Linked DNA regions of Homo sapiens: region 2 is linked to region 1. Evidence: chromatin loops called from intact Hi-C (ENCODE). Cell type or tissue: K562. All regions are shown on one strand. Links, peaks and the distances in the headings refer to the core of each region. The heading gives the core; the rest is flanking DNA.

Region 1 (16,424 bases), core at 8,425-16,424:
CACCCCACGGCCCCTGCCCGCAGAGACTCCTTGGTGCCCATGGGTCCATGTTTTTAACAAGCTTACCAGTGTTTAGTGGCCATTTCTCATATCAAGTACTGATGTTTCTTTTTTTGGACACGGTCTCGGTCTGTTGCCCAGGCTGGAGTGCAGGGGCACCATCACGGCTCACCATAGCCTCGACCTCCCCGGCTTAAGCAATCCTCCAGTTTCAGCCTCTGGAGTAGCTGGGACCACAGGCATGTGCCACCGTGCCCGGCTATTTTTTTTTTTTTTTCCTTTGGTAGAGACAGGGTCTCACTATCTTGCCTGGGCTGGTCTCGAACTCCTGGGCTCAAGTGATCCTCCTGCCCTGGCTTCCAAAAGTGCTGGGATGACAGGCGTGAGCTGCTGCACCCGGCCGCAGTAGTGATGTTTCAACCCCCATTTACTTTTGCTGTCTCCGTGTGAGGATTCCCCTGATACATATTCATTCCCTAGATATTTAAGTGCCTTTCAGGGGCCAGGACACTAGTCAGTGATTTTTTTTCTACCATCTAGATTTAATAAAACCACCCAAGTGACTTTAAAATTTTATCATTTTAGGCTGGGCACAGTGGCTCACACCTGTAATCCCAGCACTTTGGGAGGCCGAGGCAGGCGGATAATGAGGTCAGGAGATCGAGACCAGCCGAGGCAAGATAGTGAGACCCTGTCTCTACCAAAGAATACAAAAAATACAAAAAATTAGCCGGGTGTGGTGGCGGGTGCCTGTAGTCCCAGCTACTTGGGAGGCTGAGGCAGGAGAATGGCATGAACCCGGGAGATGGAGCTTGCATTGAGCCGAGATTGCACCACTGCACTCCAGCCTGGGCGACAGAGTGAGACTCCGTCTCAAAAAAAAAAAAAAAAATTACCATTTTAGGGCCAGGTATGGTGGCTCATGCCTGTAATCCCAACACTTTGTGAGGCTGAGGCAGGTGGGTCACTTGAGGTCAGGAGGTCGAGACCAGCCTGGACAACATGGTGAAAGCCCATCTTTACTAAAAAAATATAAAATTAGCCGGGCATGATGGCACATGCCTGTAATCCCAGCTACTTGGGAGGCTGAGGCAGGAGAATCACTTGAACCCGGGAGGCAGAGGTTGCAGTGAGCCGAGATTGCACCATTGCACTCGAGCCTGGGCGGAAAGAGCGAAAGTCCATTTCAAAAAAAAAAAAGAAAGAAAAAGTAAAATAAAATTTTATTTTCTTAGGCTGGTGCAATGGTTCATGCCTCTAATCCCAGCACTTTGGGAGGCCAAGGTGGGTGGATGGCCCGAGCCAGGAGTTTGAGACCAGTCTGGGCAACATAGTGAAACCTTGTCTCTACAAAAAATACAGAAATGAACCAAGTGTGGTGGCGCACACCTGTCATCCCAGCTACTTGGGAGGCTGAGGTACAAGAATCACTTGAACCCGGAAGGCAGAGGTTGCAGTGAGCTGAGATTATGCCACTGCACTCCAGCCTGGGCAACAGAGTGAGACCCTGTCTCAAAACAAAAACAAAAAAAAAAAAAAAGAAAAAAATTTTTTAATGAACTATTTTTTTCCCCCCAGGATGAGGTCTTGCTTTGTTACCCATGCTGGAGTGCAGTGGTGCGATCATGGCTCACAGCAACCTCCATCTCCCGAGTTCAAGCTATTCTCCTGCCTCAGCCTCCTGAGTAGCTGGGATTGCAGGTGCCCGCCACCACGCATGGCTAATTTTAGTATTTTTAGTAGAGATGGGGTTTCACCACGTTGGCCAGGCCGGTCTCAAACTCCTGACCTCATGATTTGCCTGCCTTGGCCTCCCAAAGTGCTGAGATTATAGGTGTGAGCCACCATGCCCAGCCTTAATGAACTATTTCATAATTACAAAATACTAAATTATTTAAGCAGAGTGTGATGAGGTTTGAAGGAGGTACACGGAGCCTGTGCCTGTGGAATGTTCCTGAGGTCAAGAGGAACTGCTGCTGTGCTGTCCCTGGAGTGGGACTGGGGCTCTGGGATGGGAGACTCACTTTTCACTCAATGGAAGATCCTTTTGCCATCTCAAGACATACATGGTACGTACAGATGAGAAATGAAGATTAATAAAATGGACATGTGTATACCCAACAGCAGCTTAAAAAATAAAATCCCAGGCCAGGCGTGGTGGCTCACACCTGTAATCCCAGCACTTTGGGAGGCCAAGGCGGGTGGATCACCTGAGGTCAGGAGTTGGAGACCAGCCTGGCCAACATGGTGAAACCCTGTCTCTACTAAAAATACAAAAAATCAGCTGGGCGTGATGACGTGCACCTGTAGACCCAGCTACTCAGGAGGCTTAGGCAGGAGAATCGTTTGAACCTGGGAGGCAGAGGTTGCAGTGAGTCCAGCCTGGGGAACAGAATGAGACTCCGTCTCAAAAAAAAAAAAATTAATTAAAATAAAATAAAATTCCAGCTAGGCACAGTGGCTCACACCTGTAATCCTAGCACTTTGGGAGGCTGAGGTGGTGGATCACCTGAGGTCAGGAGTTTGAGACCAACCTGGCTAACATGGCAAAACCCTGTCTCTCCTAAAAATGCAAAAATTAGCTGAATGTAATGGCCTGCACCTGTAATCCCAGCTACTCTGGAGGCTGAGGCAGGAGAATGGCTTGAACCCAGGAGGCAGAGACTGCAGTGAACCGAGATCGCGCCACTGCACTCCAGCCTGGATGACAGAGTGAGTGAGACTCTGTTTCAAAAAATATTAACTAAAATCCCCCACCAGGTGCAGTGTGCACTTCTGTAGTCCCAGCTACTTGGGAGGTTGAGGCAGGAGAATCGCTTGAACACAGGAGGCAGAGGCTGCAGTGAGCCGAGATCACGCCACTGCACTCCAGCCTGGATGACAGAGTGAGACTCTGTCTCAAAAAAACAATTAATTAAATAAAATCCCCTGCCAGGCGCACCACTCACTGCTGTAGTCCCAGCAACTCGGGAGGCTGAGGTGGGGAGATCGCTTGAACCCAGGAGTTCTGGGCTGTAATGTGCTATGCAGTTCAGTTGTCCACACTAAGTTAGGCATCAATATGGTGACCTCCCAGGAGCAGGGGACCACCAGGTTGCCTAAAGAGGGGTGAACAGGCCTAAGTTGAAAACAAAGCAGGTCAAAACTCCCATGTTGATCAGTAGTGGCATCGTGCCTGTAAATAGCCACTGCACTCCAGCCTGGGCAGCATATTTAAAAAAAAATTAATTAAAAAAAAATAATCCCCCAGAAGTCGTTGCCACCCCTTCCTGCCCAGGGTCCTCACTTCCTGTGCTCTTACTCCTAACACAGGTGTCCTTTGTGGAAGGACAAGCGATGTGCACCAGTGTTGGCCCCAGAGGTTACGGACTGTGGGGTGGGGGCTTGCGTTTTCTCCCAAAAGATGATCTGCAGTTAGGCATTCATGGCATTTAGAAATTCAAAATAAACAAAACCCTTGGCAAATGGCCACTTGTTTTGTTTTTTTTTTGCCCCCGAGACAGAGTCTCACTCTGTTGCCTAGGCTGGAATGCAGTGGCACGATGTCGGCTCACTGCAATCTCCGTCTCCCAGGTTCGAGTGATTCTCCTGGCTCAGCCCCCTGAAGTAGCTGGGATTACAGGCATGCACCACCATGCCTGGCTATTTTTTTGTATTTTTAGTAGAGACAGGTGTTTTTTGGTTTTGGGGTTTTTTTGAGAACGAGTCTCACTCTGTTGCCCAGGCTGGAGTGCAGTGGCGTGATCTCGGCTTACTGCAACCTCCATCTCCAGGGTTCAAGCATTTCTTCTGCCTCAGCCTCCCAAGTAGCTGGGACTACAGGCACGTGCCACCACATCTGGCTAATTTTGTATTTTTAGTAGAGATGGGGTTTCACCATATTGGCCAGGCTGGTCTTGAACTCCTGACCTTGTGATCTGCCTGCCTTGGCCTCCGAAAGTGCTGGGATTACAAGCATGAGCCACCGCGCTGGCCAAATGGCCACTTTTTGAAGTGCTTTCCCTGTATGTGTATACCATGTTCTCTTTATGGACTACTATTTAGCCTTAAAAAAAGACAAGGGAATTCTGTAGTAGGCAACAACATGGATGTACCTTGAAGACATTATGTGCTCAGTGAAATAAGCCAGGTATGGACAAACACTGCATGATTCTGCTTACATGAGGTATCTAGAGAAGTCAAATTCATGGAATCAAACATCAGGATGGTAGCTGCCAGGGGCTTGGTGGAGGAGGAAATGGGAATTTATTAATCCACAGGCATAAAGTTTCAGGTAAGGAAGATGAACGAGCCCTAGAGATCTGCTGTCCATTGTACCGAGAGTCTACAATGTTCTGTCCACTTAAAATGTGTTCAGGACAAACAGCAATTAAAGAAAAAAAAATGTTGGGCCGGGCACAGTGGCTCAGGCCTGTAATCCCAGCCCTTTGGAAGGCCAAAGCAGGTGGATCACTTGAGGTCAGGAGTTGGAGACCGGCCTAGCCAACATGGCGAAACCTCTTCTCTACTAAAAATATAAAAATTAGCCAGTCATGGTGATGTGCACCTGTAATCCAAACTACTCAGGAGGCTGAGGCAGGAGAATCGCTTGAACCCAGGAGGTGGAGGTTGCAGTGAGCCAAGATCACGCCACTGTACTCCAGCCTGAGTGACAGAACGAGACTCTGTCTCAAAAAAAAAAAAAAAAGAAAAAAAGGCTGGGCATGGTGGCTCACTGCTGTAATCTCAGCACTTTGGGAGGCTGCGGCGGGCAGATCACGAGGTCAGGAGATTTAGACCATCCTGGCTAACATGGTGAAACCTCATCTCTACTAAAAATACACACAAAAAAAATTAGCCGGGCGTGGTGGCACACGCCTGTAATCCCAGCTACTCAGGAGGCTGAGGCTTGAACCCAGGAGGCGGAGGTTGCACTGAGCTGAGATTGTGCCACTGCACTCCAGCCTGGGCAACAGTGCGAGACTCTGTCCTCCCCTCCCCCCCCCAAAAAACCCAAAATGTTGGCCAGGTACAGTGGCTCACACCTGTAATCCCAGCACTTTGGGAGGCTGAGGCAGACAGATCACTTGAGGCCAGGAGTTTGAGACCAGCCTGGCCAACATGGTGAAACACCATCTCTACTAAAAATACAAAAAAATTAGCTGGGTGTGGTGGTGTGCACCTGTAGTCCCAGCTACTCTGGTGGCTGAGGCAGGAGAATTGCTTGAACCCAGAAGGCAGGGTTTGCAGTAAGCTGAGATCACACCACTGCACTCCAGTCTGAGTGACAGAGCAAGACTCTCAAAAAAAAAAAAAAAAACAAAATCGGCCAGGCATGGTGGCTCATGCCTATAATCCCAGCACTTTGGGAAGCCGTGGTGGGTGGGAGGCCAAGGCGGGTGGATCATGTGAGGTCAGGAGTTTGAGACCAGCCTGGCCAACATGGTGAAGCCCCATCTCTACTAAAAATACAAAATTAGCTGGGCATGGTGGTGCATGCCTGTAGGCCCAGCTACTCAGGAGGCTGAGGCAGGAAAATTGCTTGAACCCAGGAGGTGGAGGCTGCAGTGAGTCGAAATCATGCCATTGCACTCCAGCCTGGGTGACAGAGTGAGACTGTCTCAAAAAATCGCAGTCAGGTGTGGTGGCTGATGCCTGTAATCCCAGCACTTTGGGAGGCTGGGGCGGTTAGATCACTTGAACCCAGGCGTTTGAGACCAGCTTGGGTAACAAAGTGAGACCCCATCTCTACAACAAAAAAATTAGCCAGGCGTGGTGGCATGGGCCTGTAGTGTCAGCTACTTGGGAGGCTGAGCTGGGAGGATTGCTTGAGCCCAGGAGGTCAAGGCTGCAGTGAGCTGTGTGACCATGCCACTGCACTCCGGCCTCGGCAACAGACTGAGACCTTGTCTCACACACAAAAAAGTGATACTGCTTTTTTTTTTTTTTTTTTTTTGATACAGAGTCTCGCTCTGTCACCCAGGCTAGAGTGCATTGGTGCTATGTCAGTTCACTGCAACCTCTGCCTCCCAGGTTCAAGTGATTCTCCTGCCTCAGCCTCCCAAGTAGCTGGGATTACAGGCACTCACCACCACGCCTGGCTAATTTTTTTTTTTTTTTTTGAGATGGAGTCTCGCTCTGTCACCCACGCTGGAGTGCAGTGGTGCGATCTTGGCTCCCTGCAACCTCCGCCCCCCAGGTTCAAACGATTCTCCCACCTCAGCCTCCTGAGTAGCTGGGATTACAGGTGCGCTGTAATTTTTGTATTTTTAGTAGAGACGGGTTTCACCATCTTGGCCAGGCTGGTCTTGAACTCCTGACCTCATGATCCACCCGCCTGGGCCTCCCAAAGTGCTGGGATTCCAGGCGTGAGCCACCGCGTCCGGCCGCCTGGCTAATTTTTGTATTTTCAATAGAGACGGGGTTTCGCCATGTTGTCCAGACTGGTCTCGAGCTCCTGACCTCAAGTGATCCTCCTGCCTCACCCTCCCAAAGTGTTGGGATTACAGGCATAAGTCACCGCCCCTGGCTGATACTACTTATTTTAAAATGATGAACAAAGTGAAGGGCAGTTTCTGTAGCTCTCTACTTGAGTCACTTGGAGCAGGGATTCTGAACGCTAGAGACCTGAATACCCAGTTTGTGAATAAGTTTCCTGTCTCTCTCTTAGCTGCTTCACTTCATATTCTTAGTATCTTTGTTAAAGGGAAGTCCAGGGAAAGAAGAGAGAAATGAAAGTTTATTAATTTAAGTCTCATTTTAGTAACAAGAAACTTAGTTGAAAATATCACAGAGATTGAACATGAGTTCAGTAAGAAGTGAAGTCAGAACGCTTCCTTCCATGAACTGGTGCAACATGCATGGATTTGAATGAGCTACTGACAAGTTGTCACATGACATCCTCGTGCACCGTGTGGGACATGTGGACAGGAGAGCAGAGGTGGAAGTGGTGCTGGGCTCCTGGAGGGTGGTGGCCGAGCTGATACCTGTCCCCATGACCTCCCCAGGGCATGTCAGCAAGTTTCATGGAAGAGATGCCAGATGGAAGAGATGGCAGGGTTCAGATTCATGAAGGGCCCAGTAGTTCAGGGCAATAGATAAGATCTAATAAAATGTACTGTGTTAACGCTAAATGTGAGGTCTTCTTGATTCTAAGAAACCCAAGAGAAAATTTCAGGATTGGCACAAGATGACTTAATAGCAGCTAGTAAGAAAAAGAGTTTAAGGTTTGGGGAAATCACCCATCAGGAATATCCAATATAGGCAGACTTTTTCAGAAATTCTTTAACATAATATTGGAGAAAGAAATGGACTTCATTTAGAAGATGGTGTGTGTGTGTGTGTGTGTGTATTTACACGTGTATACCTTTGTACAGAAATTTCCTCCACAAAATTCCTGCTAGATGAAGTCATCTCTGTTGATAAATGTGATGAACTGTTGATTTTGTTAATGAAATCGGATTCAGCTTGGTTTCTCTTCTCCTGCAGATGTGCTTGGTCCAGCAGTATTCCCCTGGGAACTGTTCTCCAGGCGCTGCAGAGCTCCTCTGTGCTGTCTGTATCCACCTGTGGTCTGTTTCCGGGCTCTCTTTCATGTCACATTGACCTGTTTTTGTATCTTATGCCAGTCTTTTTTCTTTTATTTATTTATTTATATTATTATTTTTTTTTGATGGAGCCTCGCTCTGTTGCCCAGGCTGGAGTGCAGTGGTGCGATCTCAGCTCACTGCAAGCTCCACCTCCTGAGTTCACGCCATTCTCCTGCCTCAGCCTCCCAAGTAGCTGGGACTACAGGTGCCCACCACCACGCCCCACTAATTTTTTTTGTATTTTTAGTAGAGATGGGGTTTCATTGTGTTAGCCAGGATGGTCTCCATCTCCTGACCTCATGATCCACCCGCCTTGGCCTCCCAAAGTGCTGGGATTACAGGCATGAGCCACTGCACCCAGACTCAGACTCTTTGTTGTTGTTGTTGTTGTTTTGTTTTTGTTTTTTTTTTTTTTTGAGACAGAGTCTCACTCATTACCTAGGCTAAGTCCAGTGGCACAATCTCTGCTCATTGCAGCCTCGACCCCTTGGGCTCAAGCAATCCTCCCACTTCAGCCTCCCTAGTAGCTGGGACCACAGACACGTGACGCCACACTTGGCTAATTGAAAAACACTTTTTTTGCGTAGAGACAGGGTCTCACTGTTGCACAGGCTGGTCTCAAACTCCTGGGCTCAAGCAATCCTCCTGCCTTGGCCTCCCAAAGTGCTGGGATGACAAGTGTGAGCCACTATGTCCAGCCTTTGCCCCACTTCTTGAAAGATATTTTCACTGAATGTAAAATCTGAGATATCAGTTATTATCTTTCAGAATCATAATTGTCCCTTTCTCTGCTGCCTTTTGGGCTCTTGTTTTACCTGGGAGCTTGTTCTGTTGAACAGGTCATTTTTCCTTCCTCTGGACACTTTTAAGACTTTTTTCCCCTTTATCTTTGGTGTTTTGCAGTTTCATTATTTGTCTAGCTGTGGCTTTATTTTTATTTATCCTGCTTTAGGACTGTTGGGCTTTTTAAGTCTGTGGATTAGTAGCTTTTCCTTAATTCTGGAGAATCCACAATCATCAATTATTCACAAAGCGCCTCTACCCCATTTTCTTCTTGCCTCAACCTTCTGAAATCCAAATAAATGTCATCTCTCCCTGCTTCACATCTCTTAGTTTAAGACTCATATTTCCACCTTCCTCACTGTTTTTTTGTTTTTTTTTTTTTTTTGAGACGGACTATTGCTCTGTTACCCAAGGCTGGAGTGCAGTGGCGCAATCTCAGCTCACTGCAACCTCCGCCTCCCGGGTTCAAGCAACTCTCCTGCCTCAGCCTCCTGAGTAGCTGAGACTACAGGCAGACACCACCACGCCCGGCTAATTTTTGTATTTTTAGTAGAGACGGGGTTTCACCGTGTTGGCCAGGCTGGTCTCGAACTCCTGACCTTGTGATCCGCCCCCCGCCCCCCCAGCCCCGGCCTCCCAAAGTGCTGGGATTACAGGCGTGAGCCAGCGCGCCCGGCCTCTCGCTCTTCTTTATTCAGCATAATTTATTCTGACGTATCTTCAGTGTAGGTATTCTCTTTTTATTCTCCTATTCCTGTTAAACCCATTGGGCTGAATGCTGTTTATTTCTAGAATGTCTACACCTGTTTTTCTGCAAGGTCATTTTTTTTCTCGTTTGCTGTTGGTTACATATACTCTCAAGCTCATCGGTTCCCTCCGTGAGTACAGGTAAGTGGAGGAGCCTCATGGTCTGCCTCAGGTCTTTGAGATGTTGAGTCTCTGGATCTGGTCCTGCTGCTGGCCTTTTCTGTCCTTGCTCATGGGGCATTGTTTCTGTGAATGTGTGGTTACTTTTGACTGCATTACTCATTGTCCTGGAAAAATGACTTTGTGGGAATTTTTCAGATCTAGGATAAAGATGCTTCCTCCAAACTAGGTTTACGCTTCCTTCTGCCAGGTACCTCAGGGCGCTGTCAGCCTAAAGCCAATTTAAACTAAATCCATCAACTGTGAGCTTTTGGAATCTTCTCACTGGTGTGAATTTGGGCCATAAGTCCTGTGAGGGCTGTCCTATGATCACTGCTCTGTGGGGTGGGGACCAGCCTTAGAGTTCTCATCGGAAGCCCGGGGTGGCTGGATGGGGGCAGATGTTTTCAGGGCAAGAGCGGCTTGGCTCGCCTCTCTGGTTTCTGGTTTCCCCAGATGGTGCCTGGCGGCTCCTCACTGTCTTGTCAGCCCCTGGATGCCTTTAAGAAAACATCCTTTTATTTTGTCAGCATTTTTGGTACTTCTCAGTGGGAGGGCTGGTCCAAGTATTTGGCTTATCATAGTTTTACAAAAAGTTGGTTTCTATGAAATCTTAAGTCACCTCTTTTTTAAAAATGTAACTTTTAGTCTGGGCGCGGTGGCTCACTCCTGTAATCCCAGCACTCTGGGAAGCCGGGGCAGGCAGATCACTTGAGGCCAGGAATTTGAGACCAGCCTGGACAACATGGTGAAACCCCATCTCTACTAAAAATACAAAAATTAGTCAGGTGTAGGGCCAGGCGCAGTGGCTCACGCCTGTAATCCCAGCACTTTGGGAGGCCAAGGCAGGTGGATCAACTCAGGTTGGGAGTTTGAGACCAGCCTGACCAACATGGAGAAACCCCGTCTTTACTAAAAATACAAAATTAGCTGGGTGTGGTGGCGCATGCCTGTAATCCCAGTGCTCGTGAGGCTGAGACAGGAGAATCACTTGAACCCGGGAGGTGGAGGTTGTGGTGAGCCAAGATCGTGCCATTGCACTCCAGCCTGGGCAATAAGAGCGAAACTCTGTCTCAAAAAAAAAAAAAAAAAAAGAAAAGAAAAAGAAAAATTAGGTGTGGTGGCACGTGCCAGTAGTCCCAGCTACTCAGGAGGCTGAGGCAGGAGAATCACTTGAACCCGGGAGGCGGAGGTTGCAGTGAGCGCAGATGGTGCCATCGCACTCCAGCCTGGGCGACAGAGATTCCATCTCAAAAAAATAAAAAAAATAAAAAATCTACCTTTTATGTTTTTTATTTGAACTATACATAGTAAGCAGCGTGGGGTTTTTTTGTTTGTTTGTTTGTTGTTGTTGTTTTTTCTTGAGATGGAGTCTCACTCTGTCTCCAGGCTGGAGTGCAGTGGTGCAATCTCGGCTCACTGCAGCCTCCGCCTCCCGGGTTCAAGTGATTCTCCTGCTTCAGCCTCCCGAGTAGCTGGTACTACAGGCGCACGCCACCACGCCCAGCTAATATTTGTATTTTTAATAGAGACGGGGTTTTCACCATGTTGGCCAGGATGGTCTCGAACTCCTGACCTGGCGATCTGCCCGCCTCAGCCTCCCAAAGTGCTGGGATTACAGATGTGAGCCACCACACCCAGCCTTAATAGTTTTTTTGTCTAGTTACACTTTTTCTTTTAGAGAACTTGAAACCCATTAATGCACATGTACATACATAATCCACACATATATGTATATGTATGTGTGTGTGTGTATATGGCATATCCATTTATCCACATACTATACATACATGCCTTACACTATAGTTTCCTGAAGCTTACATCACAGGCACAGTCATGTCCACATTCCAGTAATGCTTATCATTCCACGACCGATATGGCTTAATGTATGCTTTAGTTTTCAGAATATATCACTTACTCCTACGAATCAGTAAGGAAAGGACCAGCAGCTAATAGAAAATGTGACAAAGATTTGAAAAGGAGGAATCATAAAAGGTGCCCACCTGTATGGTCAGGTTGAAGCAAATTAAAGCCACAATGAGATGCTGCTGCCTTATACCTGCCAGGCAGCAGAAGTGTTAAAATTTGACCATATCAAGTTGGCGGGATAAAGATCAGCAGGGACTCATGTTCGCTGCTGGCAGGATGACCTTGTCACCGGCACTTGGGAGGTGCTGCTGTGTGCACGGGCATCTGCTCCTGGGATTGTTCCAACGAAACACCTGCCTGTGCGGCTCAGGAGAGGTGACAGCGACAGCAGCACCATTTAGTAGCCAGCCTGGGAGCCGATACACATCCACACCCCGTCAGTGGCTGCATGCAGTGTATCTGACGGGACACCAGGTGAAGGGGGCCCAGCTGCACATGGGGACAGAGGCAGACTTGGCTGCACGTCAGCAGAGAAGTCTCACAGCATCGTCGGTGTCAAGTTCAAAACACGGAACACGCAGCAGTGTGGCTCAGGGCCACACACGGGGCACAGCCATCAGGACAAGCAAAGACCAAGAAGCACCAAGTCCAAGTTAGGCAGCATCTCAGGCCGGGGCACCAAGGAAGGGCACAGCAGCGCCGTGGTGACCGGGTCCCAGTACCATCCTGGGTGGCCGCCACCGGCCGTTTGTGTCTTCCGTTCACACGATTACAAACGCTGCGTTCTGCCCACACACATCTTCAGTCCCAGATGTGAGAAGGTGACCCTCTAATGCAGGCGTGCCTGCGCAGGTGGGGGGCAGACGCCGTCCTGGGTGTCATCCCATGGAAGGGCACAGGACAGGCTGCTGCCGGAGCAGAGGTCACATGGGGTGGGGGGCGGTGGGGGGTGCATCTCAGGAGGAGCAGGTGTGAGGACACTGCTGGCGCTTGGCTCTTCTTCCCAGCCCCGTGCTCTCGAATTTGGGGAAACCCTTGCTCTTCTGTTTGGCCTGAAAGAAAATCCGGTGTGCCTGACTCTCTGCAGGCCCCTTGTCACAGGCCAGGCTGGGGTGGTGCCACCAGGAAAACTTGGCGCACGTCCTGTTGCTGATGATGGCAGCATCAGTCATGGACTTAACCTTCTTTTGTTAATGAGACCTTAGAAATGTAAAAATGATACACTCTTCTTTAAAATAATTGTAGTCAGTACACATAACTCTTACCATCTTAACCATTTCTAAGTGTACAGTTCAGTGACATTAAATATATTCACATTTTTGTACAGCCATCGCCACCCTCCAACCTCCAGAATTCTTCATGTTGCAAAACTGAAACACTGCACCCATGAAGCGGGGACTCCCCTGCCCCTGGCAGCTCTTTCTGTCTCTGAGTCCCACTACTCTAAGTACCTCATACAATATTTGTCCTTTGTGACTGGCTTACTTCACTGAGCATAGTGTCCTCAGGGTTCCTCCATGCTGTAGCTGTGACAGGAGCCCCCTCCTGTTAAAGGCTGGATAACATTCCACTGTATGCAGACGCCACATTTTGATCATGAGAATGCCCGTTTGTGGAGGGACACACTGTTGCTTCCCCCTCGTGGCTGTTGTGGATAATGTCGCTGTGAGCATGGGTGTGCAGACATGGCTTTGAGACCCTGTTTTCAGTTCTCGTGGATTTATACCCAGCAGTGGAATTGCTGGAGCCCATGGTAATTCTATATTTCGTTTTTTGAGGAATTACCATACTGTTTCCCATAGTGCCTCCAGCATTTTACATTTTTACCCTCAATGCACAAGGCTCCAATTCCTCCACATCCTCACCAACGCTTATTTTCCGTGTGTGCGCGTTGATAGTAGCCGTCCTAGAGGGTGTGTGGTGGTGTCTCAACGTGGTCCTTGTCTGCCTCCCTCAGGATCAGTGACATGGAGCACCTTTTCACGTGCTTGTGGGCCATCTGTATATCTTCTTCGGAGAAATGTTTATATAAGTCCTTTGTCCATTTTTAATCAGATTGGGGTTGTTTTGTTGAGTTGTAGGAGTTTCTTAAATATATTCTAATAACTATATAGAATATAGATATATAGGTCCTTTGTCCATTTTTTAATCAGATTGTGTTTCTTTTTGCTGAGTTTTTTTTAACATATTCTAACAACTAGAATATATAGAGAATATAGATACATAGGTCCTTTATCCATTTTCCTTTTTTTTTTTTTTTTGAGATGTAGTCTCACTCTGTCGCCCAGGCTGGAGTGCAGTGATATGGTCTCGGCTCACTGCAACCGCTGCCTCCTGGGTTCAAGCAATTCTGCTGCCTCGGCCTCCCAAGTAGCTGGGACTACAAGCACCCGCCACCACGCCCGGCTAATTTTTTGTATTTTTAGTAGAGACGGGGTTTCGCCATGTTGACTAGGGTGGTCTCGATCTCCTGACCTAGTGATCCACCTTCTTCGGCCTCCCATAATGCTGGGATTACAGGCGTGAGCCACCACGCCGGGCCCATACCCGGCCCTTTATCCATTTTTTAACCTGTTTGTTTGATTTGCTGAGTTGTAGTTGTTTTTTTTTTTTTTTTTTACATATTCCAATAACTAGGATATATAGAGAATATGGATATATAGAGAATATGTATAGAGAGAATATAGAATATATGTATTCTAGATATTAACACCTTATCAGGTATATGATTTAAAAATATTTTCCCTCATTCTCTGGGTTGCCTCTGTTGATAGTATCCTTTGAAGCACAAAAGTTTTTATTTATTTATTTAGAGACAGGGTTTCACTCTGTTGCTCAGGCTGGAGTGCAGTTGGACGATCTCAGCTCACTTGAGCCTCAACTTCCCAGGCTCAAGCCATCCTCCCACCTCAGCTATCCCAAGTAGCTGGGACCACAGGCACAGGGACCACACCCAGCTAATTTTGTGTATTTTTAGTTGAGATGAGGTATTGCTTTGTTGCCCAGGCTGGTTTTGAGTTCCTGGGCTCAAGTGGTCCACCCACCTCAGCCTCCCAAAGTGCTGGGACCACAGGCGTGAGCACTGCACCGAGCCAGAAGTTTTGAATTTTTACGAAGTCTAATGTGTCTGTTTTTCTTTTGCTGCCCATGCTTTTGGTATCGTATCCAAGAGATGATTGCCACATCCAATGTCATGAAGCTTTTCCCCTGTGTTTCCTTCTAAGAGTTTTATAGTCTTAGCTCTCACATTTAGGTCTTTTATTTTGAGTTAATTTGTATACGGTGTTAGGTAAGAGTCCAACTTTATATTTTTGCAGGTGGATATCCAGTTGTTGTGACACCATTTGTTGAAAGACTGTCCTTTCCCCATTGAATGGTCTTGACACCCTGTTGAAGATCATGTGACCATACATAAGGGTTTATTTCAGGACTGGAATTTCTTAAAGATTAAATAATACTGGATCCATCACTCACATTCCTCAATGTCCTGGTGCTCTGCGTGGTGAATTCCCGGATTCGGGGTGGGGTGCATCCAGCCCTGCCACCGGGCCCACTCACCGGGCGTCTTGGTTCTGCCTCTCCTTTCATGTTTCCAAAGCCAAACCTGGTATAAGAAGAATTTGAATCAATGTTTTTCTCAAATTATTTGCATGTAAAAGGAGTTCATTTTTTCACTTCCAACTAAATGTAAAGTGGTTAAGCAGTGGCATGGTGTCAGTGTTCATTTTGTCTACAATTGATACTAAAGAGTTGGATCTTGGTCAGGCGCAGTGGTGCTTGTAATCCCAGCACTTTGGGAGGCCAGGCTTGGTGGCGTGTTCCTGTAATCCCAGCTACTCAGAGGCTGAGGTAGAAGAATCGCTTGAACCCAGGAGGAGGAGGTTGCAGCGAGCTGAGATTGCGCCACTGCACTCCAGCCTGGGCAACAGAGTGAGACTCCATCTCAAAAAAAAAAAAAAATTCTAGTCCTGCCACCCCCCCACCCCGCGTGTTGCTTCACAACACATGAATCCCATATGTACCTGCTTCACACGCATGTTCTCTCTGTAACCCACCACTTTGTCTGATTGGTTGGCAGGTTACGTTTTTCTCTCGTCCCAGCTGTGTGGACAGTGCCACACGCCCTCCTGGACAACGACGGCTCTTGCGTGCATTTTCCAGTGTTGCTTTTGTCAGAGAGGCCAGCAGAGCCACGGTTCTTCCAGAACCAGCCCTGAGCTGAGTGAGGAGTGCCCAGGAGAGATGGTGAAAATGACAAAGTCCAAAACTTTCCAAGCGTATCTGCCGAACTGTCACCGAACGTACAGCTGTATCCACTGCAGAGCACACCTGGCCAATCATGACGAGCTCATCTCCAAGGCAAGTGGCTTATGCCAAAAAATTGATGGCACAATGATTATCTGTCATTGTGGTACCTACATAGTGGAAGAATATTTAAGCATCACATGACTTCCTGAGTCTGCTGTGTCCTGAACGTCTAGAGCCTTCTAGGCAGCATTGGTGAGCGTTTTGTGCATGGTTAAGTGTGGCTGTGCCACGATCTCAGATGTGATCCTGGCATGGTGGGCGGTTTTCCAGGGCCAGGCAGCTGGCACTCCCAGGGATTACGAGGGGCAAGGTGAATCACTTGTTACTCACAGCAGAAAGCCAGAGAGGACTGAATGAGCAAAAGAAGTCTAGAAAAATCTGTGGAAATGGTTTAATAATAAGGGTATTAAGACATTTTAAAAACTCAGCATGGTTAAGAAGGAAAGGGGTTGCTCAGAAAAATGCCCCAGAGGGTGTGGCTGCGTTTGTCGGTTGTGTAGGAGCCCTGGGTGAAGCTCTGGCTGGTCTCTGTGCATAGAACCCATGAGCAGCCTTGAAGATGTAAACAAGATCCCCTGGCCCCTCCTTACTGTGCTGAGCTCCTCATTAGCAGTGTGTGGCGTTGATCATCAACCAGTTGTGAACATTTAAACAGGCCAAACATCATGGAGGAGCTGATGCTCAGTCGGAATGACAGTGTTCTCCACCCATCCTCAGGTCATGACATCCCCCCAGCCTCAGGTCATGAACTCCCCGCATCCTCATACGTCATGACCACCGATCCTCAGGTCATGACCTCCCACATCCTCACAGGTCATGACCTCCCCCATGCTCAATTCATGACTTGCACCCATCCTCACGGATCATTACCTCCACTCATCCTTATAGGTCATGACCTCCCCCCATCCTCACAGGCCATGACCTCCCCCCATCCTCAGGTCATGACGTCTCCCCATCTTCACAGGTCACGACCACTTTGGGAACAAAGTT
Region 2 (16,424 bases), core at 4,413-12,412, 330 kb before region 1:
CAAAATTTATCTATAACTTAGAAGACACAGCTATTTTATTAAACTAGCAATATTAAATTAATTTTATTTATTGAAAAACTGTATAAAGAATATTTTGTTTTTGGCTGGGTTTGTGGTTTACAACTTTCGTGCCAAATCCTTACACCTTAGTCTACTTAGCAGAGACAAATATAAAATCATCTGTCCAGTAAACCCAGGGGGAAATGTGTGTTAATAATTTTGAATTTTTTGTTTGATTAATAATTAATATTTAGATAAGTGTTGCACAGCACATCTTTATAACATATTCTTGCATAACTAAAACTTTACACCTGTTGACCAGCAACTCCCCATTTCCTCCTCCCCTCAGCTCCTGGCAGCCACCATTCTGCTCTGTGTCTCTGGAATTTGTATATTTGAGCACATTATGACTTCAGACTGAAAATTCAGCAAGACTCAATACCACGTTAAATATAAAATTGCCATAAAGCAGAAAGAGTGGTCTTAGACACTCTCATTACTTGCAGCTTCTTGGGAAATTTTTTGAGATGATGCTCTTCTCTAGGGCTCTGGAGCCTTTGAAGAATGGAAGAGGAGCTCACTGAGACAAATAGGTAGTACAAGAAGGAGGTAACAAGGCTCAGGGCAGAAAAGAGCACAGCAGTTCCCAGGAGGGCAGGAACTGGGAGGGGGCATTACAGATGAGGAGAGGGGTGGTATGGGGGAGCCCCAGCAGGACATGGGACATAATGAGGGCGAGGGAAATCACAAGGCTGAGAATGAATTTGAAATATATTTAGGAAACACAATATATAGGATGAGTAAGTTAAGTAATAAGAAAAAAATATATACCAATATGAACAATGTGTTAAGAAAGCGGACACCAGGGGGATTGATGAATATACTTTCCTGCCCTGGAGTACTCAGGAAAAAAACGGCATACCTTTTTTTGGATAGCAAAATGTTTAATTCAAATATTTTACATTTATCTTTAAGAATTTGTGTTTGAGAATAATTAGCTCTTGCCATTCTACTACTCTGTATGTATGTGGGTTATCATTCTTGTGTCTTTCTTCTGCTTGAATAAATAAAAAGCAAGAACAAAAACCAATTATGCTTAAAATCATCACTTAAAGTAAATAAGTTGTAAAAATTCCACAAATGGCACAGGAGTGAACCTATGCTTCTAATCAGTTGTCTAACTTGTATATCCACAGCTCAGGAGAATTATTTTGTCAATTCTGTGTGTTTTAATGTTTATTATGGTGACAGCTTAATTAAATATTTGCCAATGAATAAAATGAAACATCATGCAATCTCCGTAGTCTACTAAATGTTCACAGTATTGCATCAAATCAAATTATGTATATATATTTATATTAATATATTATATGTAATATAGATTAATTATTGTATATTATATACTTATATAATATGTAAGTGTTATATATTATATACTTATATAATATGTAAGTGTTATATATTATATATTTATTATATATTAATATTAGTATATGATATAATGTAATTAATATATATTATATATATTTATAGATAGATGTTAATTTTGTCATTGTGGCTCCCCACATTCACTTATAATTTCCATAGCACTCAGTACTGGCTAGGCTTGGATGCAGTGAGAAATTGACAGAAATCTTGGTGACTCACAACGAATGTATATTTCTCACTCCTCCACCATTCCCATCTCTGATTGAAATGCTTGGGGCTTCAGTTCACTTCACCTTCATCCCAGGATGCAGGATGGTTGAGAGAATTCTGTGAGAACACTGTGGGTGTTACGTCAGAGATGATAGAACTTGACAAAGCACAGGCTAATCTTACATCTACTGCTCAGAAATTACACCTCTCATTTCTGTTCATCTTATTGGCCAATACTAGTTACATTATCACTCCTCCGTTCTGTAGGAAGAAGGGGCCGAGGTAATACTCCCACAGAGAATAGTGTTCCAGACTGTGAAGAGAACTTGAGTGTTACTATATCCCCATTACAGGTAATGAAGAAACTGGCCTAAGGAAGTGTTAAATAGATTGTCACAGACTGTGCTCTGCAGTAGAACTTTATGCCATGGTGGAGATGCCCTGTGTCTGAACTCTCCAGCATGAGAGCCATGGATGGAGAGCATGAGTCCAGGAGGCAGGTGAAATGAAGCTGGTGTGGCTGAGGAATATTTTTTAAAGTTTATTTAGTTTTAATTAATTAACTTTGAAATATACATATCAACATGCAGTTCATGGGGACTGTACTGGGTGGAGCAAGCCCAAAAACACAAATGGCAGCTGGTAAAATTTGCATCCAGCGCTAGGGCTAAAAAAAGGACTTCACTGACTGCTCAGTTCTGAGGCTGCTCTTGTCTACTGTCGTCTACCCATTCTAAAATGTAAACTCCACACATACGAGGCCTTGTCATAATTTTGTACACCATGCTTGAAAAGCAACCCCTAAGAGGATAAGTAGAGAAGAATGTGTTATGTTTTAGGTGTTTTACCTAAAAATTTGAATTAGCAATTATGCACACAGTTTGGTCAAATGTTTCACTCCACACTCTGGTCAGCAAGAGATGCTGTACATTGGGTAGCAGGTTTTCTGAACTAATGGTGTTCAGAGGATTATTCATCTGTCAACATAACCTTTGGAGTTGTATCCCACACATTTGTTTAAGAGGAAATTTGGAACTATCGAGATATAATGCATGTAGCCTTATATTCAGTGGAATGGGATAAGGAGGGTTCAACACAAAAGGCTGCCCAATACGTGAAACCATGTCCTTTTAATCCAGTGGTTCTCAGACAAGGGTGATTCTGCAGTGCTGTCTCCCTAGGATATTTTGCAATGTCTACATTTTTTGCTTGTTTGTTAGAATTTGGGAATTAGGGTGCTATAGGCATCTGATGTGTGAGTCCCAATAATCTTATAAATGTCCAACCATGAACAGAACAGCCCCCCTCACACAATGAATGACCCAGTGCACAATGTTAAAATGACAATGTTCAGAAGCCATGTTTTAAACTAAATATTCTTCATAAAGTAATTTCACAGGGACCAGAAAAACCATCCATGAAGACAAGAAAGAAAAAGTTGTGTATTTTGGAAAGAAAATAGAGAGACACATAAACAGAAAATTTGAATTCAAACATTCAAACAGGGGACAGGAAAAAGCAACCCATGCTGGTGGGGAGAGGCTGATGGCAGACTCAGGGTGAGGGCGCTCTGGGGAGTTTTCCTGTCACTGCCCAATGGGCCTGCAGCACTGTGAGATTGTAGCTTTCATCATGAGACTGACAGGAGAAGTCAGCCTCATCTCCAATCCGCAGCCCAGAGACGGTCAGGGAGGCAGAGTTGGGGGAGCTGTCCATGGAGCCAGAGAACTGATCAGAACTAGGTAAGTGACATGAATATTTGACATAAGACATGAGAATGGAAAGTAAACAGGAGAGTTGAATTTAAAAGCGTTTTGGAGAGAGAATCCACATGGCTGGTGACCAGTTGGATCACTGGGTAGGGTAGAGAAAAGAGTCCAAATAAATTGGAGGTTTCTCATTTTGTGGACCAGTTGTGCAGGCTGCTCTTAACTTTGGTAGGAGATTTTAAATAGAACCTAATTATGACACATTGGTAAGAGTTTATTTTCCTATTTCAGAAAGGCAAGCACCAGGCAATGAAGCAGGTGCGGCTATGACAGTGAAGCTTTGCCACCTATTATCACAGACACACAGTCACACACGGTGGACTCTGTCCATGTGATGAGTTGTCAGACTGAAATGCAGTGAGGGATCCCCGGCTACCTATGGGGGCCACAGAAGAGACATAAAAACCTTTTTAAGTGAGAAAGTCCTCATTAAATTATTGAAGGTTTTATGCAATTCTTTGTGCAATATATATTTATAAAGAACATACTAACATCAGCTTGGTGCCAAATAACAATGTCATCTGAAGAGCCGGGAGGGAACCCCACACTCTGGTGTGCTCACTTCAGTGGTTCTGTTAGGGATGAGGATGGTGAGCCTGCTTTTAGCTTTCCTGTTTCCCAGGGTTTTCCCCTGGGAGATGGCGTCAACACCACCTGCTACTACTAACACAAGTAGTCAGCCAGCAGGCTCCTCTCTGCTGGCTACTTCACACTTTCCCCTCTAGCCTCTGGCACCTCTTTCCACATATTCCTTCTATTGTCCCTGATTTATCTTGTCAATGACATCAGAAGATAACTCAACAAGCTTTTCTACCCACTCTGAGCTTTTCGAGTGTTGAAGGTGAGGGGCCACAATTTAATCAACTCTAGGTATTCACATTTCCTTTGTTTTATTTTATTTTATTTTATTTTAGGCTGAGCCTCACTCTGTCACCCAGGCCAAAGTGCAATAGTGTGATCTTGGCTCACTGCAACCTCCGCCTCCTGGGTTCAAGTGATTCTCCTCCCTTAGCCTCCTGAGTAGCTGGGACTACAAGCATGCACCACCACACCTGGCTAATTTTTGTATATTTAGTAGAGATGGGGTTTCTCCATGTTGGCCAGGCTGGTGTCGAGCTCCTGACCTCAGGTGATCCGCCCACCTCGGCCTCCCAAAGTGCTGGGATTACAGGGTTGAGCCACCATGCCCGGCCCACATTTCCTTTATATTGCACCTGGCATTCACAATTATGTCCTCTAATCTTTTACCTATTAGATTGCTCTCAAATACTTGTATTTTATTTCATTGATTAATCTTCTCCTTACAGAACAATTTTCCACTTACTATGCTTATAGGATGCATTAGGTATTAACTTCACAGTAAGAATCAGAGTTTCTTAAGAAGTGTAACTTTTCTAATAAAGTATATTTTAATTGTTGGTAAAAGTCTAAAATCTCACATGCCAAATAAACAAATAGGGGTCTCTGCAAAGAGAAAAAGGCCCTTTGATCAATGTGTTTCTATGTTGTGGTTGTATGGGGGTCATCTAAATGATGGGTGAAGATGGGGTTGGGGTTGCTACTCACTTCATTGGAGGAGCGGGCAGAAACCTGCCTCTGCATTGCAGTTGCATAGGACACAGTGCTCTCTCCTGGGTTGTATATTAACAAGTCAATGTCCCTGGAGCCATGTGGGGGGCAAAGATGTGGGGGGCTTTGGTCCGCCATTAGAAATGTGGTGCTGTCACACATGCATTTTTATCTCGATGGAAAACTATCTTTAAACCAGATATTTTCCCCAAAATATCAAAAATCATTTTCAACTACAAGCTAACGCTCCCACTTCATTTGTTCTTTCCAGATACTGCCTGAGGTATGTCAGAGGATAAGGAAAGGGCACAACAAGAGCACACACATGGGATCATTGTCTTGTGTGGGTGTTGGGGGCAAACAGGGACGTGGGGCCCAGGAAGCCTCAACTAAGTGTGAGGAACAAGTCTGGGTCTGTAGAAGGAATAAAGAGAGCTCTGTGACAGAGGGAAAGGGGATTCTAATGAGAGGACAGGCATGGGCCCAGGTCATAAGAAGGTGGGATAAGCTTGAGGTGACCCTGCTGAACACACACTCAAAGGCAGACCACCGGAACCTCTGAGCATTTAGTCCAGCATCTCCAAATAAAAGAGAAGGAAAATCTGGGAAAATAAATATTTCCTTAGTTTACCCTTGCATTCATTTTTACTACTGATTAATGCATGTGTATGTTCATGTAAGTATCTAGCCACAAATATATTCACAACAATGTTTCCTATAAATATTCATTAATACTGCAGATTTAGTTATTTTAACTTATGATATTATTTTTAATAGTTTTGAATAGCACACACTTTGTCACGTGGAAACCAGCCCTTGTCATTTTTGGTTTAGTTTAAACAGTGCTCTATGACGCCCCCGCATACCGAGTGAAGCTAGGGGAGCTCCTGAGTTTTCGTCTCACTTCCCCTGAGGCGCTGTGTGAGCACTGAGGCTGCTGTCCCAGGCTGAGCAGTAATAGGCAGGCTTGTCCTTGGTCTGGAGGCCAGAGATGGTCAGAGATGCCATGTTCCTAACCGGGAGCCAGGGAATCTCTCTGAGATCCCTGAGAGTTGGCTGTTTTTCCTGTTGATCAGGTGTTTGGGGGCATGGCCCTGGTGCTGCTGCGGCCAGACAGCTCCATCTTTGCCAACATTGTTGCTGTCCCCAGTGCAGGTGAGTGTGGTTGTCTATCCCAAGCCCTTGGATACAGAGAGCTGCTGAGTCTGCCCTGCCTGGGCCACAGACACTGCAGGGGGACAGAGAGGGCCATGAGAGCAGGTTTACAACCCAGTGAGCCAGAGAGTGAGGGGGTATGGAGCAGAGCTGGGTGTGGATCCCCCGACATAAGGTTCTTTCTCACCTGAATAGTGAGGGTGGAGATGGAGGAGAGGAGCCCAGAGCATAGTGCAGATTTCCAGCTTCCTGGAGCACTGCTTTGGAAACTGAGCTCCTCTAAGTACCTTTGTATCTCCCAAAAACGTCGTAAGGTAGAGTCACTGTATTCACATAAGACCTTGCTATGTGTCTCTTACTTGTCCACCCTGATCTGGGTACTCACAGGTCAGAAGGAGAAAAGATAAAGAGGAGATGAGCTGACCCAGTGGGTGGAGGTGGCCTGGCTCATTATGACTCTGGGTCGGGGCAGGTCAGTGTTGCATCCCAAACCTAGTCCAGTGAGCTGATGGCTGAACTCCCTTGGAGGCCCTGAGTGGTTTTCATTTGGGCAGGATCATCTCAGTGATGATCCTCACTGTCCTCAGACCCAAAATATTTCCTGCCTCTCTGCCACATCCGGGCATTTCAATGAGAGGAGCATCGGTTGTCCTGATCCTCTTTTCTGAAGCTGTTCATGAGGTTGGAGAGGAATCCAGGGTAGCTGGGAATTCTAAACAAAGCACTCATCAGGCTTAGCGATGCCCTTCTTACTAACAAAACGTTTGTCTTTCAGCTGTATCACCACATACATTGTGATTTCACTTAAGTCATCTATTAATATTCATTTTCTGTTTTAATTTTTTTATGAAAGCAATGCTCACAGGGTTGAATCGCATTCATTTTATTGGCACTCATATCTTCAGCTACTGAAATAACTCTCTATTGTTTTAAATTATCTTTTAACCTTCGTATGTGTTTCCATCTTTTTCAGAGGCTCTTACATAAGTGTATATAATGTGCTTCCAGTCTAACTTTCAAATAGCTCATGGTATAAACTTAAAAAAAATTATAGTGCATGTTCATATTTTAAAATAATTTATTTCTTTAGCTCTTGGCTTTTTAATTTTATTTATATATTTATTGCCTTTGAAACTCATAATAATACTTTTATTTTATTACTTCCAACTAGTTAGCATTCCATCAGCTAACTGCAGGTTATAAATTCCCCTTGTGTTTGACAACTAGCTTGTTTTTTATACTTTTCCCCTAGTAAGGACCTTCTCATAAACATTTCCTTGTGTCTCTGTACAGAGTGGACTTGGTGCAAGACAGATGCTCACCCTCTTAAGGTATCTTCGTGCTGAGGGACTTTGCTCAAAATAGCTGAATTTGTTTTTACAACCTGCTGTGAGTGAGAGTTTGGGATTCCCCACATCCTCACTGGCATCTTTTTTTTTTATTTAAATTTGCAATATCATTTAACAGCTTTCCACCCTCAGTGGCTTCATGTCTTACTCAGAAGTATGCCCACAGGAATCAAAGGTCACTCAAATCCCACATTATCTACCTCTTCTCTCTCTTTTATCTTTCTGGCCCAGGCTCTAACACTCTAAACTTTCTTTTCTTGGTTTCTCTACAAAAGGGCTTCTCACTCCCTTCTTGCTCTTTTCTTACTCTCTTTGCTTTTTGCAAGGCCTGGAAAGCTCCCCATGCACAGACATGCTTGGCTCATTCCACAATTTCTACTTGAAGATCTTATTCCCTTCTCTTTGTCTCTGGTGGAATTTAACATATTTTGATGTCACATTTATCTGCTCTCATTTTGAGACCCGTGAATGGCTTGTTTGTGTCCTTTGAACATTTTTACTGGGTTTCCTTTTTTTCTGTCTTCGCTCATTTCAAAGTTGTCTTCTGGATGCAAACAGCAATACTTTGTCCTTGCCAATGTCTTTCCACTCTTGCATATCCTTCTCTCTTTTTACCAACTGTGGTCCTCTTTGGGAAAAAAAAAGCTTCAAATAATTGCAACCAAATACTTCAAATTTTCTTTTATGAATTGACTTTTGGGTTTATTTAAGAAGTACTTTCTCATATGAAATAAAAATAATATTTCTATTTTTCCAAACTAAAGTTTTTAAACTTTTTCTTTTCTAAATTATATTTTAAATCTGTTTGGATTTTTTAATAAAAGTATGAATTAGGTACTCTACTTAATTTTATGAACAGAGTTAGCCATATTTCCAAGGTCACATAAAAAATCATCAGTCCTATCTACTCTAATTTTTAAGAGAATTATGTAAATGTCAAGATCTCAATCATGCATGATTTTAGCTAATATTGCTTGGTCAAATAACTCAATATCTGGTATCACTTCCATTACAAATTTTTGGTAAATAATCTTAGGTAATTTTTATCTCAATTTTCAATTTGAGTTTTAAAATAAGTTAAGCAGTTTCCTAAAATATTACTGAAATTTTAATTACACTTATATTAATTTGATGGATTAATCCTAGGACACTGCCATCTTTACAATACTGATTTATACAATCCATGACATAGTATAACTCTTATAGTGTATTGGTATTTTGTATTTTTTAACATTGTTTATTATTTTCTCCTATTAACCCCTTATACATTCATTGTCACATCATTTAAATACATTTTTATAATTTTTAGTTAATATGCATTATCTGTGTTGTACTTTTTAGAATAAAAAAGAAAAGTTCAGCAGCAAGGCCTCTATTCCATGACCATAATCCCATAGTGCTGCTTTTGTTGGGGCTTCAGGAGTCAGTAGTGAAAGGGAGAGTGACAGATGAGAAAATAGAATTAGTTAAATCTGAGTTCCTTTTCCAGTCGCTAGAGACACATGTGAGACCCAAGGATGCTGTGCCAGCTCAAGGGTGGTCTCCATGTCTTTCTTGCTTTCTGATGTGGCTGGAATTAGCCTCCCTCCATCCACACCATTATCTTTCTGAACAGGTTCTGCAACTCCAGGGACAGGACATGTATTACCCAAACCAGTCTGACAGTTCACCCCAGTCACCACGATGGTGTCAGGGGACATGGTGTGACTGATCTGGTCAAGTTGTCCTGAAGGCCAGAATTCCTGATCAGTGGGTCAGGGATGGCAGGTCTCGATCATTCTGGGGGGATTGTGTGCAAATTGAAATCCTGGGACTGAGGAGGTAATTTGCTCCCATGTGAGCATTCATCCAGGGGCAAGAAACGGTCATGAAGAAAGAATATCTCAAAGAAGTCTAAGAGGGAGATTCCTCTCTTGCCATCTTGAATGAAAAAGTCTCTTTGATACCTTTGACAAAGGCTAACAGGCAGTTTGATATTTCCGTTGGAGTAATGAGCTCAGGGCCTCCCCCAGCCCCCTTGCCCATGAAGGCTCCTTCTGCAGCGTGACTCAATACCATCCTGTCCATGTCCTAAGGCCAGCCTTGAGCCCTCTCCCCTCACCCAGGCTTCAGTCCCTCCTCCCCACAAACATATGCTGGGTATAAACAGTCTCCCCCAGTGACCCTAGTTGGACCCACAGCCATCATGCTTCCCACCTCCTTGTCCATCTTGTCTGAGGCATCTGGACTTTTCTTCACAAACTTAGCTCAGATCCTCTGTCTTCCTTGTCCAACCCTCTGATGGCTCCTCTACCACCATTACTGAGCTCTCCTCTCCTCTCCTCACTAAGTGATGACATCTTATTGTATTGATATTATTACTCAATTGTCTCATCTCTTCCACCAGATGGTGTCTGGTCCATGAGGACAGGGACACTTCCTGTCTTGTCCACCCTGTTTCTTGAGCCCCTAGACCTAAGGCTGGCACATAGTAGGTGCTAATTGAATGGTGTGGATGGACAGACGTCTGGCAGTTGAGGCTCTTTGGTCAGACACAGTGGGTGCTGTGTTCCTGGTCCTGTCCTGATCCATGATGGACTTGGTTCCCAGGGAAGCCTGACCCTGGTATTGAGGAATTGATATGGCTTGGCTCTGTGTCCCCACCCAAATCTCATGCTGAGGAGGGGCTGGTAGGAGGTGATTGGATCGTGGGGGCAGATTTCTTTCTTGCTGTTCTTAAGATTCACTATCATGAGTGAGTTCTTGTGAGTTCTGGTTGTTTAAAAGTGCGTAGTATTTCCCCTTCTCTCTCTCTCCTGCTCTGCCATATCAAGATGTACTTGCTCCCCTCGTCCTTCCTCCATGATTGTAAGTTTCCTGAGGCCTCCAATTCATGCTTCCTGTACAGCCTGCAGAACTGTGAGTCAATTAAAGACTGTGAGCCTTTCTTCATAAATTACCCTGTCTCAGGTAGTTCTTTATAGCAATGTGAGAATGGACTAATATAGATATTTATTTCAATATATGACAGTATGACAATTTATTATTGCCAAGGGTTGGATATGGGGGTAGAATTGAGAGAGGACTGGGAAACATTATTTAGACCATGTTTGCTTCAGTGCTTCTCATACTCCACATTTTGTCCACCAAAAAAAATCACAGTTAAGCACTTATTTGGTGAATGGGTTGGGGGCTGCACAGGGAAACTCTGTCACTGGAAAGACAGCATATCTTTGTCTTCCTTCCCCGGTGGCCTACAGTTCTGTGTGAGCATTAATGCTTGTGTGCCAAGATAAAGAAAAATAGTCAGCCTTATCCCCAGACTGGAGCCCAGAAATGCTCAGCGAAGCCTGTGAACCAGGACAGAACCCTGAAGGCCAATGGCTGTTTTCACAAATGAGGAGCTATGGAGCCATTCCTGGGAGCTGCTAGTACTCATTAACATGAAAACCACCCCCAGTGCTGGTGGCACTTCCAGTGCAGGAGATAGTGACCCTCTATCTTGGGGCCCCTGCCACTGATGGAGGTTGAGTCAGCACAGACTTGGCCCAGGACCCTGGAAGTGGAAGAGACACAGAAGTGGTGATACTGTTCTAGAGACAAGATGAGAAAGCAGAGTCCCTTGGGCTTCCCAGGGCTCCTCCCCTGGGCCTGTGTCTAGTCACCTGTACAGTGAGTGAGGAGTATGAGGAGGAGAGGGGACCAGTCCATGGTGGAGATTGGCCTGATTCCTGCCTTCTGTGCCTACAGCTACCGCAGAGCTTCTCCCAATCTTTCTCCCTCTCTTTATACTCTTTGAGGAAAAAAATCCACCTATGCAAGTGACAACCTCTCAGCTTTTTGATCCCACTCTGTGTTTGGGTCAGGATCAGGGCCCTGTGCCTTTGGGGATCAGGGGAATGAGCAGGAGTGGAGCTGTGTTGTCCCAGGGGTTTGGAAGTTCACAGCTGTGAGGACTTAGCAGAGGGCAGGAGTCAGAATAGGTGGATGATGCCAGCTCTGAGCACACACACACCCTTCAGGAATGGACCCCAAACACTCTCTGTTGTCCAGCCCCAGACACACTACTGGCTGATATGCTAACCATTCAAGTTTAATACCATCATGGAAGTAAAATAAATTGTAAGATTTATTTTTCAGAAACACAGTAGTCTAGGTAATTTTTGTAAAGATAATATATATTGCAACAAAATAATTGAAGCTCTCTGAGTCCAATTTCAAATATGATAGAGATCTCAAGTATGACACTGAAGGAGAAAATATAATTGACTAATATCCTATGGCTCTTGGTGTTTATTTATGTGAGGCAGAATGCAGTGGAGAAACCCTGTGAGCAGTCTGTGCAGTGACTCAGTCTGATAAGAGAGCAGAATCCACTGAATACATGTTGTCCCTTCATTCTGTGCCTCCCATAATGCATTGTGCCACACCAGCCTATTGTGACTCTCAGCGGGGACTCATGAATTCAATACCATGTCTTCTGTCTGCATTGGGTGAAAAACCTGTAGGTTTGTCTGTAGAGTGGGACACTGGATCATTGGATTTCACAGCCAGGCAGGGGAGCTGGACTAAGTTATTCTTACTGTCTCTCAATCAACACACTTCAGTCTCCTCAGATTCTGGTTTTTCGTGTTTGTTTGTTTTGGTATTGAGATAGGATTACTTTTATCTTACACTCATGAGATTGAAAAAATAACAAACATTATTTGTTTAAAATGTAAATTATTTTCACTGTCTCCAGCTAGGGTACTGTCAGGCTAGATAATACACCATTTTTTTGTTGAAAGAAAGTAAGGAAGGCCTTCTGTCCTGCATTGTTCCATCACCACTAACATCATTGTGAAGAGGTCACCAGGGGACAATGTGAAACTTCTGAGGTCAGCAAGGCCTGAAGCAAACTCAAATGGTTCCTATTTCAACAAAGTTGGACTCTTGCTTACAGGCCTGTGCACATGGTGGAGCAGGTGCTTCCTCCCCAGGGGCAAACTCAGAACTCACAGCCACCCTACACCTCCCCTTTAGAGAGGAGCTGTTCTCTGGGATGAAGACTCAGAAATGTATGCCTATGATGGTGGTAAAAAGAATCAGGTTTGAATAATGGACCAGACAAGCACTGACATTTTACCAAAAAATTTGAGGGAGATAAAAAGAACATTGCGGTGTCCAGCCTCAGTTTGAAGACCCAGGGGTTCCTGCAACATCCACACCATGGCCTGGACTCCTCCCTTCCTCCTACTCTTCCCTCTTCTCTCACACAGCTCAGGTTCATGGAGATCTGGGTGGGGCTGGGCAGATGAGGGACCAGAAGGCCACTCGAGAGGGGGTGTTCTAGGCTGACCAGTCTCTAAAGGAAGAAGGTGCATCACCAAGTACATGTGCCCCTTGAGCCTCAGTGGGCTCATCTAGAAAATGGGTTTTTCTCTCAGCAGAGCCCATCTAGATGGGTGGGGGCTCAGTGGGGTGAAACCTCACCCCTGGATCGCAAAAAAGGGCAACATGGAGAGAGGCGCCTGAGAGATGCCAGAACCAACTCTGACCATCTGGCCCTCAACTCATCGCCTTGTAGATGCTGCCTGTTGGCCAGGCCTGGTTAATTGTTTTCCTTCTTCTCTGCCTTGAATAAACAGGGATTCCCAAGGCTGAGCAGAGCCTCACAAACAGGATGAGGCTACTAATGTACCTTCCCTGCCCATGGGTGCTCTCCCTGTTAGGTTCCCCTTCAGCTCTCAGGCTGAGGGCAGAGACAAGAGCAGGTTCACAGCTGACTCTTCCAGTTCAGCCCCATCCTGAGTCCAGTACAATGTGGCCAGTGTGGTGAGAGGCAGTTCTTCAATTGTCAAATAGTTATTGAGTGCCTACCTTCTCCTGGGCACAGAGTTTAGTGTTGGGAATGCCATGATGATATAGACAGCCTCATTCCTGCTTCATGCTGACCCTAATGGGAGCACAAGGATGGGAGGCCACAGGGGACCTCCCTTCCTCCCTTCTGCCACTGGGGGTAAGGAGGCCAGAGAAGCCTCTGCCGCACTCAGGGTTCTGATGCAGGATGACCTGGTGGGATCATAGAGGAGGAGGGAACAGGGTGTGACATGAGAACTGAGGAAGCATCAGCATGTCCTTAGGCTTCCTGGGATTCAGGTGAAGATGTAGAGAAATTCACAAAGTAGATATGGAGGGAGAAACACAGAGCTGAATAACAGAATCCAGGAGAAGAGAATTCCCAGGAATACAGGGATTGTGATTCAGAAAGAGAGACCCTGGCAGGGCAAGTGCCTCAGAAATCCAGTAACATGCGATGTGGTTCCCTCAGGCCAGGAGCTTACTTACTGGCAGGGCCTGATCTGTTAGGGCTACTGGAAAGGAAAGCAGGAGAAGCCATGTGTCAGCAGGCGGAAGCGTGCAGAAAGGTGAGAACACGGGCAGAAGGAGAGTAGATTTCACTTGAGGAGAGCCTGGAGAGGAGGTGTGAGATGGGAATGTCCAAAATCTTTGCTAGATATTTTATATAAATTGGATCCTGTCACTTTGTAGATTTTTTCTTACAGGAGAAGATAAATTCAGAGCTTAGAGAGTTCTACTATTGTTGTTTAGGACAGTGTTTCTCTAACACAGGAAATTATCCTCACAGGTCCTGCCCTCGTGGAATAGAAACTCTGTGTGTTTTAAAATGTTCTTTAAAATTATTCACCATTTTACTGGTCTTTTCAGAAATATGAGTCGATTAAAATTTTTGACATGTTCATCTTACATTTTTGAAAGTAATGTATAATCTTTTTATTATAATCATACTCTAACCCTTTTGAGGTTATTCATTGAGAAAACCAAGAAAATTTACTACCTTGTATTTACACTGTTGTTTCTAAGGAGTGAACTCTTGAATCTCTGGAATTTATTTTCTTGGATCATGGAGTAGTTCCTATGAGGAATTAAAACTTTTTCCTTGTTCACCTGTATTTTTCTAGAAGATATCTCTCCTCTGTTCCTTTCTTTGTGACAATGGGCTATTGATAAATGCTTTTCTTTTTTATTCCTGAAGGAGGTAAAATAGATAAATGTTTTGGCATCATTAGCTAGTTAGTGGAAAATAAGCCATAAGAGGGAATAAGAACTTAAAAGAAGGTGCAGAATTTGGGGAAAGAAGTGGCTGTAGGCCTGAAGACATAACTTGATCTTATTGGATAGAGACAAAATATTCTAGAGAGACACTGAGAAGGAGAGTCTAAAGTTTCAGGGCAAAAAAAGGAGAATTCAATTAGAGCTTTAATAGCTAGATTGGTGTCCTGAAAGGACAGAGACAGTGCTGAATTAAACAGGCTGACACTGATCCCAGACCACTGGGACAAGGGCCCCATGAAAAGTAGACTCTCAGCAATGACACAGATGTCCCGGAAAGCAGTAGCTTTGGGAGGTGAGCAGAAGGAGGCCCCACTTGGAAGTGTGTGGGCACTGGGAAAGGTGCAGGTGCTGGACCCTCAGGCTGCTTCTCACCTGAGGGAGGGACAGGTGCACAGGTGGTGGGCAGTGGCCACTCCTGTGGCTTCCTGGCCTCCTTGCCTTTCTTACCCACTCTGGGACAAGGAGGCCATCATGGGGATGTGTATCTGCTTCCTCCCTCTCCTGAGACTACCTGTATCTCAGGTCAGTGCCTGCATGGCAATAGTGTGTCTGTCTAAAATTGGTCTGTGGGAAGAATGTCAGCAACATCAGGGAGCTTGAGCTGTAACTTTGTGAGCCAGAAATCGCCTGGCTTGTGATCCTGTCCAGGTCCCAGCATCTACAGGACAAAACCCAACATGAACTAAGGATGGGAGTGGATGACAGAGTGATGCACATTGTGGGATCACGTAGGCAAACCTCCTTTTTTTCCTGTTGTCTGGACCCAAAGTCTCCCAGCCATGAGATGAGCATGTGACTGACCCCAGCTGCAACTACAGGCATCTGCATTCTGCTGTCCAAACCGATCAGACAACCCACTGGTCAACATGATGGTGTCAGGGGAGATGGTGTGAGTGATCTGATCTAGTATTCTCAAAGGCAAAAATTCCTGGTGGGTTGGTCAGAGTGCATTCCCTCATTCTGGAGCATTTGTGTGTGAATGTGATACCTGAGACTGAGCAGTATCTTGTTTGCGCATGGGAATTTAGCCTAGGGACAGGACAGGACATGGAGAAGAGACATCTCAAATAAAACTCATAGTGGGATTCCCCCCTTGCCATTTGGAGAGAAAAGCGTCCTGTGACAACTTTGAAAGAGGCTGGGAGGCTGTTGTCTGAGTTTCCATCATGGTGATTAGCTCAGGGCCTCCCCCAGCCTCATTGCTCATGGAGGCCCCCTCAGCAGGGGTTTCGCATCCACTCCCTCCACTTTCCAAGGCTATTCCTGAGCCCTCTCTCCTCACCCAGGCTTCAGTCCCTCCTCTTACAAACACAGGCTAGACCTGACCTTTCTCTCCAATGACCCCAACTGGCCCCGTGGCCTTCATGCTTGCTGTCTCCTTGTTCATCTTCTTTGAGGCATCTGGACTTTTCTTCATAAACTTGAGTCAGATCCTGTGTCTTCCTTGCCCAACCTTCTGATGGCTCCTCTACCCCCAACTGAGCTCTCCTCACTGTGTGATGACATCATATTGTCGCATTGACATTTTTACTTGATTGCCTTATCTGTTCCACCACTCAGTGTCAGCTCCATGAGGACAGGGCCCCTTCCTCTCTTGTTCATCATGTACCTTGAATCCCTGGATCTGAGGCTGGTGCATAGTAGCTTCTCAGTGAATGAGGTGGATAAACAGACCTTTGGGAGTCGACTATCCTGAGTCAGACACAATGACCCTGGTCCTGTTTTGACCCATTATGGATTTGGTTTCCAGGACAGCCTGATCTTGGTATTGAGGGATTTCTCTTAATATGAGACAATACGACAATTTGTTACTGCCAAGGGTTGGGTGTGAGGGTAGAATTGAGAGGAC

Evidence for each region. Hi-C counts contacts between places; a loop is a spot of excess contacts. Peaks named below come from ENCODE experiments on the same cell type or tissue, not always from the same donor. Only the 100,000 strongest peaks of a DNase experiment are listed, where the experiment ranks them.
Region 2: a loop joins it to region 1, with 3 times the contacts of the local background. A loop is called at or near these places in 2 of 110 quality-filtered maps.

Annotation. Positions count from the first base shown.
Region 1 is chr22:21,709,689-21,726,112 of GRCh38, reverse strand. It overlaps YPEL1 (yippee like 1), which reads left to right. Exons shown (of 5, transcript NM_013313.5): 2 at 15,205-15,485. The coding sequence starts at 15,369. It also overlaps the pseudogene RN7SL280P. Among named protein-coding and RNA genes, the nearest start is that of YPEL1, 18 kb to the left of the region's middle. RefSeq lists silencers at 2,232-2,462, 12,086-12,244 and enhancers at 12,453-12,502, 14,871-16,070. In K562, for the core only: CTCF peaks have their summits at 12,732 (motif pointing left), 13,072 and 14,109; DNase peaks (open chromatin) are centred at 11,599, 12,031, 12,772 and 13,052; H3K4me3 peaks cover 344 bases; H3K27me3 peaks cover 5,959 bases.
Region 2 is chr22:22,033,389-22,049,812 of GRCh38, reverse strand. It overlaps the pseudogene PRAMENP, IGL and the pseudogene IGLV10-67. Among named protein-coding and RNA genes, the nearest start is that of TOP3B, 59 kb to the right of the region's middle. RefSeq lists an enhancer at 12,354-12,503. In K562, for the core only: no CTCF peak of the experiment used is centred there; DNase peaks (open chromatin) are centred at 5,886, 6,712, 7,682 and 11,842; H3K27me3 peaks cover 2,872 bases.